2 separate regions of the Homo sapiens genome follow, and region 1 is linked to region 2. Evidence: chromatin contacts called from ENCODE Hi-C or POLR2A ChIA-PET data. All regions are on one chromosome and are shown on one strand. The core of a region is the stretch at or near the end of the contact, and the rest is flanking DNA. Distances in the headings are between cores, read along the strand shown. Region 1 overlaps THRB (thyroid hormone receptor beta). Region 2 holds the start of LINC00691 (long intergenic non-protein coding RNA 691).

Region 1 (6,466 bases), core at 1,674-4,173, 83 kb before region 2:
TTGAGGAGATCTGAGAAATTGAAAGGGCTATATAGAAAAAAAAGCAAAATAAAGTTTTTCAAAGGAGTCAGGATGTAGGACGTATGTGTGTGTGTGTGTGCACGTGTGTGCGTGCGCAAAATACATTTGTTTGCAATACAATTGAGATTTACTCTTAGCGTATGTGGCCAGATTGTATCTCAACATTGTATGGGCTGGCACTAAAACCATGTCAGTTTACGGTGAAACGCCAACAGAAAACTCTAGCATCCTTGTGATCTAATAATGTCATAAACCCAATTTGATTCACTCACAATTGATACCAATATTCATTCATTTATTCATTCATAGAGTCCATCTATGTCTCTATCAATCATTTAAAATAAATCTATGCATCTTAAAAGCAAAAGGAAACAGTCTCTGTTTGAATACAAGATGCTTAGTAGAGTGGTTAAGACCACAAATATTTGAGACTGATCTATTTGAGCTAGAATCCTAGCCTTTCTACTTTCTGTCCTTGAGCAAACTTATAAGATTGTTAATACAATTAAATAAGATGATGTATTTAAGCATTTAGCAAAGTACCTGACTTATAGTGCTCTCTGAATAGCAACTGTCATTATTATTGTGATCCTTATTATTAGGTATGCATTATTAAGTCATATAAATACTTTGAACTATGCTGTGAGCCTGGTAAGAAATGAAGCAAGAGGAGAATTTCAGATAGATGTGGGGTAGGACATGAGGCTTCAGGGACGTTAGAGTTGATAATTTATTTTGCATTCATTCAACTCTTTTTCACTGAAAGTCAGAGATGTAATGAGAAAATATAATTAAATTATTAAAGTCCTTCCTCAAGATCCTAATATTAACAGGAAAACAGCTAAAATAACTCTCCCATGTTTTCCAGAGTAACCACCAGGGTCCACCTTGACATAGGCATGAGGCAATGCCTTGGTTCAGCATAAAAATGCCACCAGGAAACCTGTGTCATCTTGGTCCAAGAAACTTATAAATACCATTCATTCAAAATGGGCACATGTGTTGAGTGAGGCAGCAGTGAGTCCAGGACAGCAACAAGATTATACAGTCTTTCCTTATAGAGTTGGTTCTCCATCTGCTCTGCTTGTCAGCTCTATATAGTTACTATGAAGAGAGTTATATTTTGATGTTCATCCATGTTGGGCATTTATTTCCTAGATGGCTGTGTATCCCACAAGAATGCTTGACATCTCAGTCTTGGGCTAGTAATCTATGCATTCACTCATCGGTGTTTATTGAGTGCCTACTGTATACAGGATATTGCCCTTGATGTCCAAGCATAAGAAAATGGCAGCAGGGCCAAAAGGACATCCAACTAGCCCTATTCCAAGGACCCCATGTAGAAATGATACGAACAAAATAGTCCTGAGGATACAAAAGTTAATTCTGCACAACAGGATCCAAAGAACAAATTGACTTCCTTGAAGCTGTGCAGTGAGCCCATCTGCCAGATCAGTCATCTAGCCAGGCTAGACCAGTGCACTTCTAAGCGTGGTTTGGGGACTGGCACTCTTCTGCAAAGTGGTTATTACCATTTCTATTGATGCAAATACAGAAACTGAGAGTAAGCTTTAGGAACTTTTATAGCAGTTTGACATTGCCACTGGCATCCAAATGCATGATCAGTGAATTCATTTCACTGAACAGGATATAGACAGTTAGTTGGGGATTGTCAAACTTGCCTGGTCAGTCACATGTGGTTTGAACTATGTAAAAGTCCTGTGCAGTAGAACCATGTATTGCTCCATAATGGACCAGATTTTTAAAATAGTCTTTCACTTCAAATAGTTGATAGTACTCTAAATATTGTTTCTTTAGGGTTTTGGGTAGCTATCTAAGGTTTTGTTTTTCATTTTGTTCTGAATACTGCTTTTTTTTTTTTTTTTTTTTTTTGAAATGGAGTCTTGCTCTGTTGCCCAGGATGGAGTGCAGTGGCGCAATCTCGGCTCACTGCAACCTCTACCTCCCAGGTTCAAGCAATTCTCCTGCCTCAGCCTCCTGAGTAGCTGGGATTACAAGCATGCACCACATGCCCAGCTAATTTTTGTATTTTTAGTAGAGACAGGATTTCGCCATGTTGGCCAGGCAGGTCTCAAACTCCTGAGCTCAGGTGATCCACCCACCTCAGCCTCCCAAAGTGGTGAGATTACAGGCATGAGCCACTGCACCCGGCCTTACTGCTTTTATTTTAACCTGCATATACCTATGCTTCTGTCTGCTGTAAGCATCCTAAGTGAATTAATTGGTAACACATTTAATTAGAATGAGAGCTATGGAAGAGCCCTTACATTCTGTTGCAGATCTCACAACAGATCTCTGTTGAATCTGCTGGAGTATCAGAGGCTATTTTAACCAGGAGCAAGTGACCCATTCCCTTCTGCAACTCACCCCACCCACCCACACCCGCTCTTTCCATGCCACACTTCCTTGGCACTTTAATCACAATTTGAACCAATTGCTCAGCCATAAGGACCACATCCTACTCCTTGTCCTCCTCCTCCCTTCCCAGTCTGAGACGATATATCCAGTGCTACTGAAAGTGTGGTAGTACCAATCAGTGGCACTAGGAGAACCTGGAGCTTGGTAGAAATAAGATTCTCAGGCCCCACCCAGACTAGTGAATCTCTAGAGAGGGGCCCAGCCTTCTATGTTCTTGCCAGCCCAGTGCAGATTCTTAATACCTGGGTATCATGACGAGCTTGAAAATACTCTTCAACTCGTTGCACAGGAAAGGGTCTGCCACCTGGTGGGCACTTAGGAAATGTGCATTTTTCTTCCCTTCCCTGACTGCACGTGGGGAGCCACTTGAGTCCCTCCATTCTTGGTTGGGCCTGTCTTTGGGCCTAGCTTATCTCAATTGCCAGCTGGAAGGTCTGCTTAGTCACTGCCTAATAACAGATCACCCTGGGACTTGAGCCCTTCTGAGAACCCCACACTGTTTGACTGGGGCCCTGATCCTCCCCTGAAGTCTTACAAGGCTTCACCCCTCTACCCTCTCATGCCCTACTGTACTTCTCTCTGGGAACCACAGGGTCTCCCCAGTCCCACAAGGATGGGCTCTAGACGGATGCATGGATCCCTGGAGCTGGACCTAACCAGCCCTGCTGAACCCAGGCAGTCAGGCCTTTACACTTTTATGTCAATCAGGGACCTCCCTGAAACAGTGAAACCCAAGGGGAGAAACAAGGCAGGGACTCACCCACCTCCCTGGTGGACTCAGAAAAAGGAGAGCAGCCATCAGTGATCTCACAGAAATGTCTCTGTGCTTAATATTTTTAAAACTGATTCTCAGATACCCAGGAAGGCAAGAGGGAATCAGTTAAAATAATTTTAAGAACAAGTTACTTCCTCTCATTATAAAAGCCTATATATGTTCATGGTAGAAAAAAAATTTCTACAAATTTTTAAAATTGCAAATAATGTTTTAAAATCAGTTGAAGTTCTATTCCCCAAGGGTAAGCACTGCACATTCTTATTACATTTCAGTCTTTTCTCTGTGCATGTGTATTTTTTATAAACCTGGGATCATACTAGGCATACCATTTTAACCAGCTTTTAATGCCTAGCAATATATCATGAACATTTTCCCATGTCATTAAATATTCTGAGTCCTGACTTTCATTGGCTATAGATTATTCTTCTTTATAGATGTATCATACTTTATTAAACCAGTCCTCAAGATTTAGACAAGTTAAAGTAATTTTTTAAACAATATCTTATGTCAGCAAAGGGGAAAACTATTAATTCATGCTCTTCATAAAGACAAAAAAAATGAATCAAATCAGTGATGACAATTTCAAATGATGTGCCATTCTCATTTACCAAAATAACAAAGTGTCTTAAAAGTTGGAGACATAAATGCAAGTCATTGTGTGCATTATAATCCTTCATGTTAGACATTCACATTTTCAGCAGATGATTGCTATCTTTGTCCTTAAGTAAAATACAAGGGCATCTCCAGGTGAATGAGTATTTTAAAAGGTGGAGGATTAAAAAGCTTGTGCCCTTCCGCCAGTACTACCATCTGCTCCATCCATCTCTGCTCTCTACTCTGCCCCACTCATCATACATCAGGATCTGCAGTCCCAACTGAGAGTGCCAGTGATTCTTATACCTCAAGGGCACTCTGGGAACCTTAGCAATCAACATGAGAACGATGGCTCTCTCCCCACTGTGGGCATATGTCAGATAGCTGTGTGATTTGATACTTCAAAGGCAGGGACGAGTACCCCATACGTATACTGGGGCAGACAGAAATAGAAAGCCAAGGGGGAGAAAAGCTACTCACGAGATTGGAGGGAAGAAAAAACAAAAAACTGGAAACAGCAATGTCAAAGGGAGGTAGATATCAGAAATTCAAGGCCCTGGTTCATCTAACTTCAGTTTTCGTTGAGATGCACACAGAGCAGAGGATGGACCACCCCACGCTTTCCAAGGCCAACTGAACAGTGTCTGTCACGCCAAAGGATGCAGACGTACCCAACCATACCTCTCATCATACTCTGTCCCAGGGAAATACTTACACAGGGCACAAGTCTGTTCAAACATGTTCTTTGCATCTTTGTTTTTTGTTACTGATAAACTGGAAGCGATCTAAATGTCTGTCCACTGGGGAATGTTCCAATAAATTGTGGTACATCCAAAGCATTCACCAGAAAAATTAAAAACAGGCTTTTTTAAAAGAAGTGATTTTAGGAATACTTATTGAAAGTAAGCATGCATTAAGAATAGTGTAATCCCATTTATAACGTTAAAAGTCTATATAATTGTGTGTTTACAAATGTGCACAGAAAAAAGTTCCCAGATATACATCAAACTTGTTTCAGTAGATACCTTAGAAAAGGGCGGAATAAGAAGGATTAACTCCATATGCAACCACATTCAAAAATCTTTACAAGAACGTATTAATAAATATTAATGAATGTATTAATGAATAATGATGTGCATAAATTTGTTTAATGTTATTATCATATGCTTTACAGTTAGGCTTCAGTTTATTTCTTGCTCTTTAAATCATCAGCTCAGGGAAAATTTTTTAACCTCTGTAACCCTCAGTCCATTTAGTTTTAAACAGAGGAATAATATCTAGCTTTCAGATTTGTTGTAAAGATGAAAGATATTTCAATGAAGGATTTAATTTAAAAAAAAAAAAAAAAAAGATGAAAGGCCAGGCGCCGTCGCTCACACCTGTAATCCCAACACTTTGGGAGGCCGAGGCAGGTGGATCACTTGAGGTCAGGAGTTTCAAGACCAGCCTGGCCAACATGATGAAACCCTGTCTCTACAAAAAATACAAAAAAAAATTAGCTGGGGATGGTGGCGTGTGCCTGTAATCCCAGCTACTCAGGAGGCCGAGGCAGGAGAAGCGCTTGGAACCCAGGAGGCAGAGGTTGCAGTGAGCCAAGATAGCGCCATTGCACTCCAGCCTGGGCGACAGAGTGAGACTCTGTCTCAAAAAAAAAAAAAAAAGAAAAGAAAAAAGAAAAAGAAGAAAAGAAAAAAGATGAAAGATAATATGTATAAAGCCCCCAACATAGTGCCTGACACTTAGGAGAGACTAAACAATGATAACTGTTCTTAGAATATAAACACACCTCTTAGCCTTGTGCCCACCTCCTCCAGTTTTTGCCACCCTTTCTGACCTTGAAATACATTGAACTATATAAAAATAAATGAAGGGACGCCAAACAAAACATCATGTGCACAGCTCTAGTAGAGGCATAAACAGTTGAAAAAAAAGTCCATAGCAACAACCAAAGTATTTTTTTTCTCAGACTCTTTTAAAATTTAAAACTTTAAATAAGAAATCAAGGGGAAAATGAAGTAGCTGAACTGGAATTCTAACTCAGGCAATCTGGCCCCAGGGTCAGAGCTCTCTACAGTTATAATCCCCTATGACTTTAAAGGGTAAGAACATTCCAGACCCAAAGGAAAGAATTTGAAACTGCAGAGGAAATACTGCTCTACTGTCAGGTAAAGATGCAGGGTGGTCAGACTTGCTGTGATGGGAGCAGTAGAGGTCAGCACGTATCTACTTATACAGTCCGAGGTCATATTCTGGTGCTGCCATTTACCAGCCATTGAAACTTGGGCAAGTCACTTTGTTTGAGCCTCAGTTTTCTCGTCTGTAAAATGTGGACCCTCTTTCACAGAATTGTGGAAAGAAACAAGCTCTTAAATGATCTCATGGGACACAGTGAGTGCTCAATAGATGGGAGTTATTTTTCTTACAATGAGCCAGAAAGACTATGAGAACCACATTGGACATTAGGAATGCAGAATGCCCACGTCAGAATAATCACTATATTGTGGCTGGCAGGATTGAAGTTTCTAAAGCCAGGAATATTACGGACGCAGGCAGAACAGATGTAATAGCCAAATCCCTTGACTCTTCCATCAGGTAGTTTTCAGACAAAATCAGATACAAGTGGATTGCTAATGTACC
Region 2 (6,326 bases), core at 2,772-5,271:
AATAGCACCTTATCAGGAAGGATTTTCCTCTTCACCTGAAAAAATCGCTCCCTTTACCTTTATCTTCCTTCACTCTCCATCTGCTCTACCCTGGTCTGCTATTCTTCCCATCCCTTGTCATGGCCTGATATACTTCATATTTTAGATGTTTTTATCTTTTAATTGTCTACTAGAATGTAAACTCCATGAAAGAGGGAATTTGCTTTGTTTACTGCTATATCCCCTGGAAGTATCTGGCACATACCCTCACTCAGTAAGTAATTGTGAAATGAACGAAGAGAAAGAAAGGTCCAGCTGGCCCAAGGTACCAACAACCCTATGCCTACCAACACCCAAAGAGGCCTGGGGGAAAACAGCCTGACCAGCATGGCAGCCCCAATTGTTTCTGCATGCCCACCTTCCCCTTTCTCTTTCACCACCAAACACCCACCCACTTGCACTAAGGAAGAACTATACATGTGCTATTTGCAAGAAAGAAAGGAGGCAACAACCCAGGGTGAAGTGAACTGCATATTGGAAAGCCAGGGACAAGGAGAGAATTCTTGCTCCACCTGAAGTAACCCACCCTCCGGTGAGAATGCAAAAGAACCTCCTGTGAGTCCATGGCCCCAGGATAGCCACAGTGACATGTGAGTGGAGAGACATCCTTCCAGACATTTTTATGTGACTAATACACAGGCATATTAATCACTGTTTCAACCTTCAAAGTAGACCTGGTTCCAGACAAAGATCTCTAGGAGTTCATCCATAAGGAATATAAAATCTCAAAATTAGACCAATAGAAGAGACAGGAATGGGGCGAGTGAAAGGGGTTACACTTCAATGATATTTTCCATAGGCTTTCTGGAAGCTGAGAATTTCCCTGCTCCAAAGCCCACAACCATAATTGTTTTTGATAAGTAATGTATTTAAATAAGTAATGTCAAAGGGGTCACATTTTTTTTTTCATTCTCAGCTTTTATCAGAAACACGGAAGTGCCACAATTTAGCCCTCCATTATCACCATCTTCCTTGGAGACGCTGGAGAACTTAATGAGTTGATCCTTTTGTATGAGCAGAGAGTTCAAATTGAAAGAATTTTTCCAATGAATCACATTAAAATTTATTCCAAATGTCTTTTTACATGTGGACTTTTAAAAAAGAGATTGAGTTTTCCAGAATCAAAATGTATCTTCTTCCTTAATACAGTGATAAATTCCCACTGAAGCTGCCTAGATTATACTTCAATGAAACCAAAAGTCCAGAGAAGCTGCAGAAAAGAGATTGAAGTGACTTTCAATTTAAAGTAATTAGGAGTTCAGAAAAGGCAACCTTTCCGAATGTCAAAGTTCTACAGACTCTTAAGTTTTGAATTTGGAAATTTAAAACACTGTTGTGTTAAGTGGCACTGAGACATTTCACAAATGAACAAATTCTTAATTTTTCTACTCCTTTCTCTCCATCCATTCCTACCACAGGGGCAGATACATAGATGGTTTTTAGAAATATATGTAAATGAGTGGATGAATACATACATATCTTTGCATACCCATCAGAAATCTCAGCACCTTCTGGACATTTTTTAATATTAAGTTTGCATTTGTTATCTTGTGAATCATAATAAAAGACCAATGTGGTATAATTATTTTTCCAAGAGCCCTCCCAGTAGACAGCAACATATGGTAAAAAGATCATGGGCTTCAGAATATAGATACAGATTTGAATCCTGGTCTCACTACCCCTTGTTTCCTTACATTAGATGTTTAACTTTCTTTTACCTCAACTTTCCTGTTTGTGAAATAGGAATAATAATACCTATTTTGTGTTGGGAGAGACAGTTCTCTCCATGGATCTCTCAAACCCATATGCAGCGCGTAGGGTATGCCAAGAATCCAAGGCCCTGTGTACTCTTTACCCAGGCTATTTGTCAGGGTTGTGCTTGCAGTGAGCAACTTGAGGGACAAAGTAATGTCTCCCACCCTGGAACAAAGAACACAACTACTTACTACTTGCTATAAAAGTAGTAGATTCTTCAAGCTCAATGTTCCTTGGCTATGACACAAACCCACTGTGCGTATAGTATACCTCTGGATCTGTGTCAGCTTGCCCTTTGAATCTTAGTAGCAAAGGGAGCTGATGCTGATGCTCTTTGCTGTGATGGTGAGTAATAAAGTTCTTTGTCTCTGACCTAGGAGTCTCAGGTCTTTGGCTAGCATCAGAAATAAGAGACTAATACTCGCTGGAAAATACATTTTAAACATTAATAGGTTAATTTATTAGCTTGTAAGTAGTGTAAAAGAAAACCCCTCACCTGACATTTTACAGAACTGTTGAAAGGCTAGATGCAGTAGCCTAAATAAAACACCTGGCACTGAATAGGCACTAAATAAACACACACACACAATTTTCCTTCAGCATCTCATTTAACTTTCCTTGACTATCTTAGATAAATAGTTCTTGACAAAATCATGATGGTGGCCAGGCATGGTGGTTCACGCCTGTAATCCCAGTACTTTGGGAGTCCGAGGTGGGTGGATCACCTGAGGTCAGGAGTTTGAGACCAGCCTGACCAATATGGTGAAAACCCGTCTCTACTAAAAATACAAAAGTTAGCCTGGCATGGCAGCGTGCACCTGTAGTCCCGGCTACTCGGCAGGCTGAAGCAGGAGAATCGATTGAACCCGGAAGGCGGAGGTTGCAGTGAGCCAAGATTGCGCCACTGCACTCCAGCCTGGGTGACAGAGCAAGACTCTGTCTCAAAAAAAAAAAAAAATTCATGATGGCAGGAAGGTTGCTCCTTCCTTTGCCTTTCCCATATAATATCTCATATCCATCCCACAGGGAGTGGTAAAGTAACCAAATTCTCCTACAAGGGCTTATAGCAGTTACCTCTCTGGAGGTATAAGTGCCTGTAATAGAGGAAAACTGAAGAAGATGCAAGCCATGGGTCTCTAATAATGAAATTTCAAACATTGGGTGAGAGTAGATATTTGGGGGCACATCTATACTCTTCAAACTCAAACACAACTTGCCACATTCATTACCCTTCCATCCCGACACCGGATCCTCTGAAGTTTACTTCACATCAAGGGAGGGGAAGGATGGAAATTTTAGAAACAGAGTTTATGCCAAAATACAAAATCATTTTCTGATAACTGAGACGATCTATGTGATGCAAAAGAATGTAACAAAACAGACTTGTCACTGGATGCTTGTAACCTGGTCTTTACCTCCAAACATACCTAGAAACAAAAAGGTGCCTTGCTCTCTGCATTAGTTTTCTATTTCTGCTATAACAAATCACCACAAACTTGGTGGCTCAAACAACACAAATTTGTTGTCTGACAGTTCTGTAGATCAAAAGTCCAACGCAGGTGTCATTAGGCTAAAATCAAAGTGTCAGCAGGGCTGGTGCCTCTGTGGAAGCCCTAGGACAGAATCTGTCTCCTTGCCTTTTCTAGCTTCTAGAGACTATGCTCATTTCTTAGCTCCTGGTCCCTTTTCCCCATTCCTGGCAGGTCAAGCTCTTCTGACACTGCCATCTCTCTGGTTTGCCATAGCCAGAAAAGATTCTCAGCTTTTAAGAACTCCTTTGATGACATTGGGCCCACTGGGATAATCTAGGATAAGCTCCCAATCTCAAGGTCCTTAACCTTAATCACATCTGCAAAGACCCTTTTGCCAGATAAGGTAATATTCACATGTTGGGAAGCGGGGGATGATTAAGATGTAGAATAATTAGGACTAATTGGGACTTGGAGGGGCATTCTTCTGCTGACCACACTTGGCTTCTAGAAGCCTCCTGAGATTGACTCATTCCCAAAGATGTTCAACTTGACCATTTCTCAAGAGCATTAAAATGGCTCTAAAGGTAAAACATTTCTACCGTGGTGAGGCAAATGAACAGTGCCCAGTGATAGGGCATCTTTAATTTTTGTTTTAATTTCTATACATTACCAGAAAAAAATAATTACAGGAATGTTTCTGAGATTCTAAGGGAAGCCACTCAGTGCCAGTAACCATGGTGATGGAAATTCTGAGAAGAATGTTAACTTCCATTATGTGAGAGCAGATGAAACCAAAGCCTTGGGCCCACACAGCAAACCTTTGGGTAGCAACGAGTTCTAGAAAAATGGAGCCTAAGGAGTCCAGATTGTTTTTCCTTGAAATACCAAGCAAGTCTAAAATGATTACTACCCATGAGATATATTTTTAATGATGTTAGGTTTGGGGGTGTGTTAGATTGTTTTGCATTGCTATAAATGAATACCTGAGGCTGAGTAATTTGTAAAGAAAAGAGGTTTATTTGGCTCACATTTCTGCCTGGCAGTGGCTATAGTTGGCTTCTAGTGAGGCTTCAGGAAGCTTTTACTCATGGTAGAAGGCAAGGGGGGGGCAGGCATGTCACATAGCAAGAGGAGGAGTGAGAGAGAGAAGGAGGTGCCAGGCTCCTTTAAATTGTAAACTAACAGCAAGAACTCACTCATTCCCATGAGGAAGGGACCAGGCCATTCATGAGGGATCCTCCCTCATGACCCAAACACCCCCGACTAGGCCCTACCTCCAATTCTGAGGATCACATTCCAACATAAGATTCAGAGAGTGAAAACATTCAAAGTCTACCAGGAGGTGATTAAAGTGATATGACAATGTGAGGTATATGTTACCTGGAAGGTAGTAGGAGCAGATGGTGGGAAGAAGAAAAGTGTGTAAGTACCTTGGAGATAACACTCACAGGAAAATCTATTCATTCAAAAATATTTATTGAGCACCTCTGTATGAAAAAAGGCACTGTGTTAGGTGCTGTAGGCTTGAGGATAAATTAATCAAGAAGCCTATCCTGAGGGAATTTGCACTGTAATATTGGAGATAAGAAACAAATCATTCTTTGAGCATAGGAGATGAAGAGAGCTCTCTAGAGCAGTGCTTCTCAAACTTTGTTGCCCACGTGTCTTGTTAAAATGCAGATTCAGTAGGTCCAGGGTAAGGCCTGAGATTCTACGTCTTTAACAAGCTCCCAAACAATGATAGTGCCAGTGCTGCCAGTCGCAGGACCATGCTTTCAGTGGCAAAAATCTAGAGCAGCATTTCTTATACCTCACTGTGCTTGAGAATCACCTGGGGAAACTTCACAAACAAAAGATGCCCAAGGCTCCTCCCACATATTTCAGTTATAATGAGCTACAGTGAGACTCTGGCAACAGTATGTTGTGAAAGCTCCCATTATGATTTTAATATGCAGCTAAAGACTGAGTACTGTTAACACAAAGCATTACAGCTGTTGAAAAATCTTGGGTGTTTGTTCTTAAAATGTGGGCCCCAGACCCACAACATGAGTAATTGCAGGGAAACTGGTCAGAAATGTAAATTCCTGGGCCCTGCCCCAGGCCTACTGAATCAGAAACTGGGGTGGGGCAAAAAAAAAAAAAAAGTGTTTGAACACTTTCCAGATGATTCCAATGTGCAATCAAGTTTGAGACCCACCAATCTAGGGCAGCTGTTCCACACAGAGATGCACATTCGAATCAGCTGGAGTGTTTCAAACACACAGCTGTCCTCGCCTCACTCTAGTTCCTGAAGCAATTGGTCTGCAGTGGAGTCCTGACTTGGATATTATTGAAAACATCCACAGATAGCTCAGATGTGGCCCCAGACCAAGAACCACTGATGGAGGGTGTTGCCCAGCAAAATTATCCCCTTCTCTTCTCATTCATTTATTCATTTGTTCCACACATTTCACAGAGCAACTACCCAGTCCTCTGCATGAAAGAGCCCTCCCTCAAGAGCTTGGAAGCAACACAAAATGGGGAGTAGACCAGGTCTACTATCAGCACAGAGATAAGAGACTCTGAACAGAGAAGACGGATCCAAGGGGGACAGCCTGGAGTCGGGGGACCCAGCTGGAGGCCAGCACAGTTGCCTGGGCGAGAGGTGAGCCCTCCCTCCTGGAGAGGTGAGCCCTTCAGAGGAAGAGATGAGAAACGGAAACCCCTGACTCATTACCATCGGCCTTGGCTTGCTGTTCCATTGGCAGCCCTTTCTACCTGTGATCAACACATGCCTATCTAGCAGCATACTAACTCTGTCTCTCATTCTAGAGCACGCATCCGCCCAGAGTTAATAAGTTTTAGAATGTCGGCGTCCTGTCATTGCATCATCCACAGATTCAGTGACCAGAGAGGAAGAAACACAGGGAAGCTTTATATTAATAAAGGTCTTGCGTTGAATATTCCTAAGCAACTGTCAAAAGTAAGCAGTTCGTATGCTTCTTTTCTGGTGACAATAATAGACTGGGCCCCATCCCTTCCCAGAGCTCCCGATAAGCAACTGGATCCAGTCTCCACTCC

Evidence for each region. Hi-C counts contacts between places; a loop is a spot of excess contacts on that map. ChIA-PET counts read pairs that join two places held with the same protein, here RNA polymerase II (POLR2A).
Region 1: a loop to region 2 is called in a map of Calu3, with 2.5 times the contacts of the local background. The contact joins the enhancer-like site here to the promoter of LINC00691 in region 2. A Hi-C loop is called at or near these places in 1 of 168 maps with a recorded cell type or tissue (Calu3). POLR2A ChIA-PET finds 5 or more read pairs at or near these places in 4 of 52 experiments (Caco-2, GM12878, OCI-LY7 and 1 more).

Annotation. Positions count from the first base shown.
Region 1 is chr3:24,182,393-24,188,858 of GRCh38, reverse strand. All of the region lies in intron 5 of THRB (thyroid hormone receptor beta), which reads left to right. All of the region lies in intron 3 of THRB-AS2 (THRB antisense RNA 2), which reads right to left. Among named protein-coding and RNA genes, the nearest start is that of THRB-AS2, 34 kb to the right of the region's middle. Within about 2 kb of position 2,923, at least 5 of the 41 ENCODE cell types and tissues checked have a DNase peak (open chromatin) inside an H3K27ac peak, as active enhancers do.
Region 2 is chr3:24,100,942-24,107,267 of GRCh38, reverse strand. LINC00691 (long intergenic non-protein coding RNA 691) reads left to right here and starts at 4,021. Exons shown (of 2, transcript NR_026834.1): 1 at 4,021-4,688; 2 at 5,722-6,326.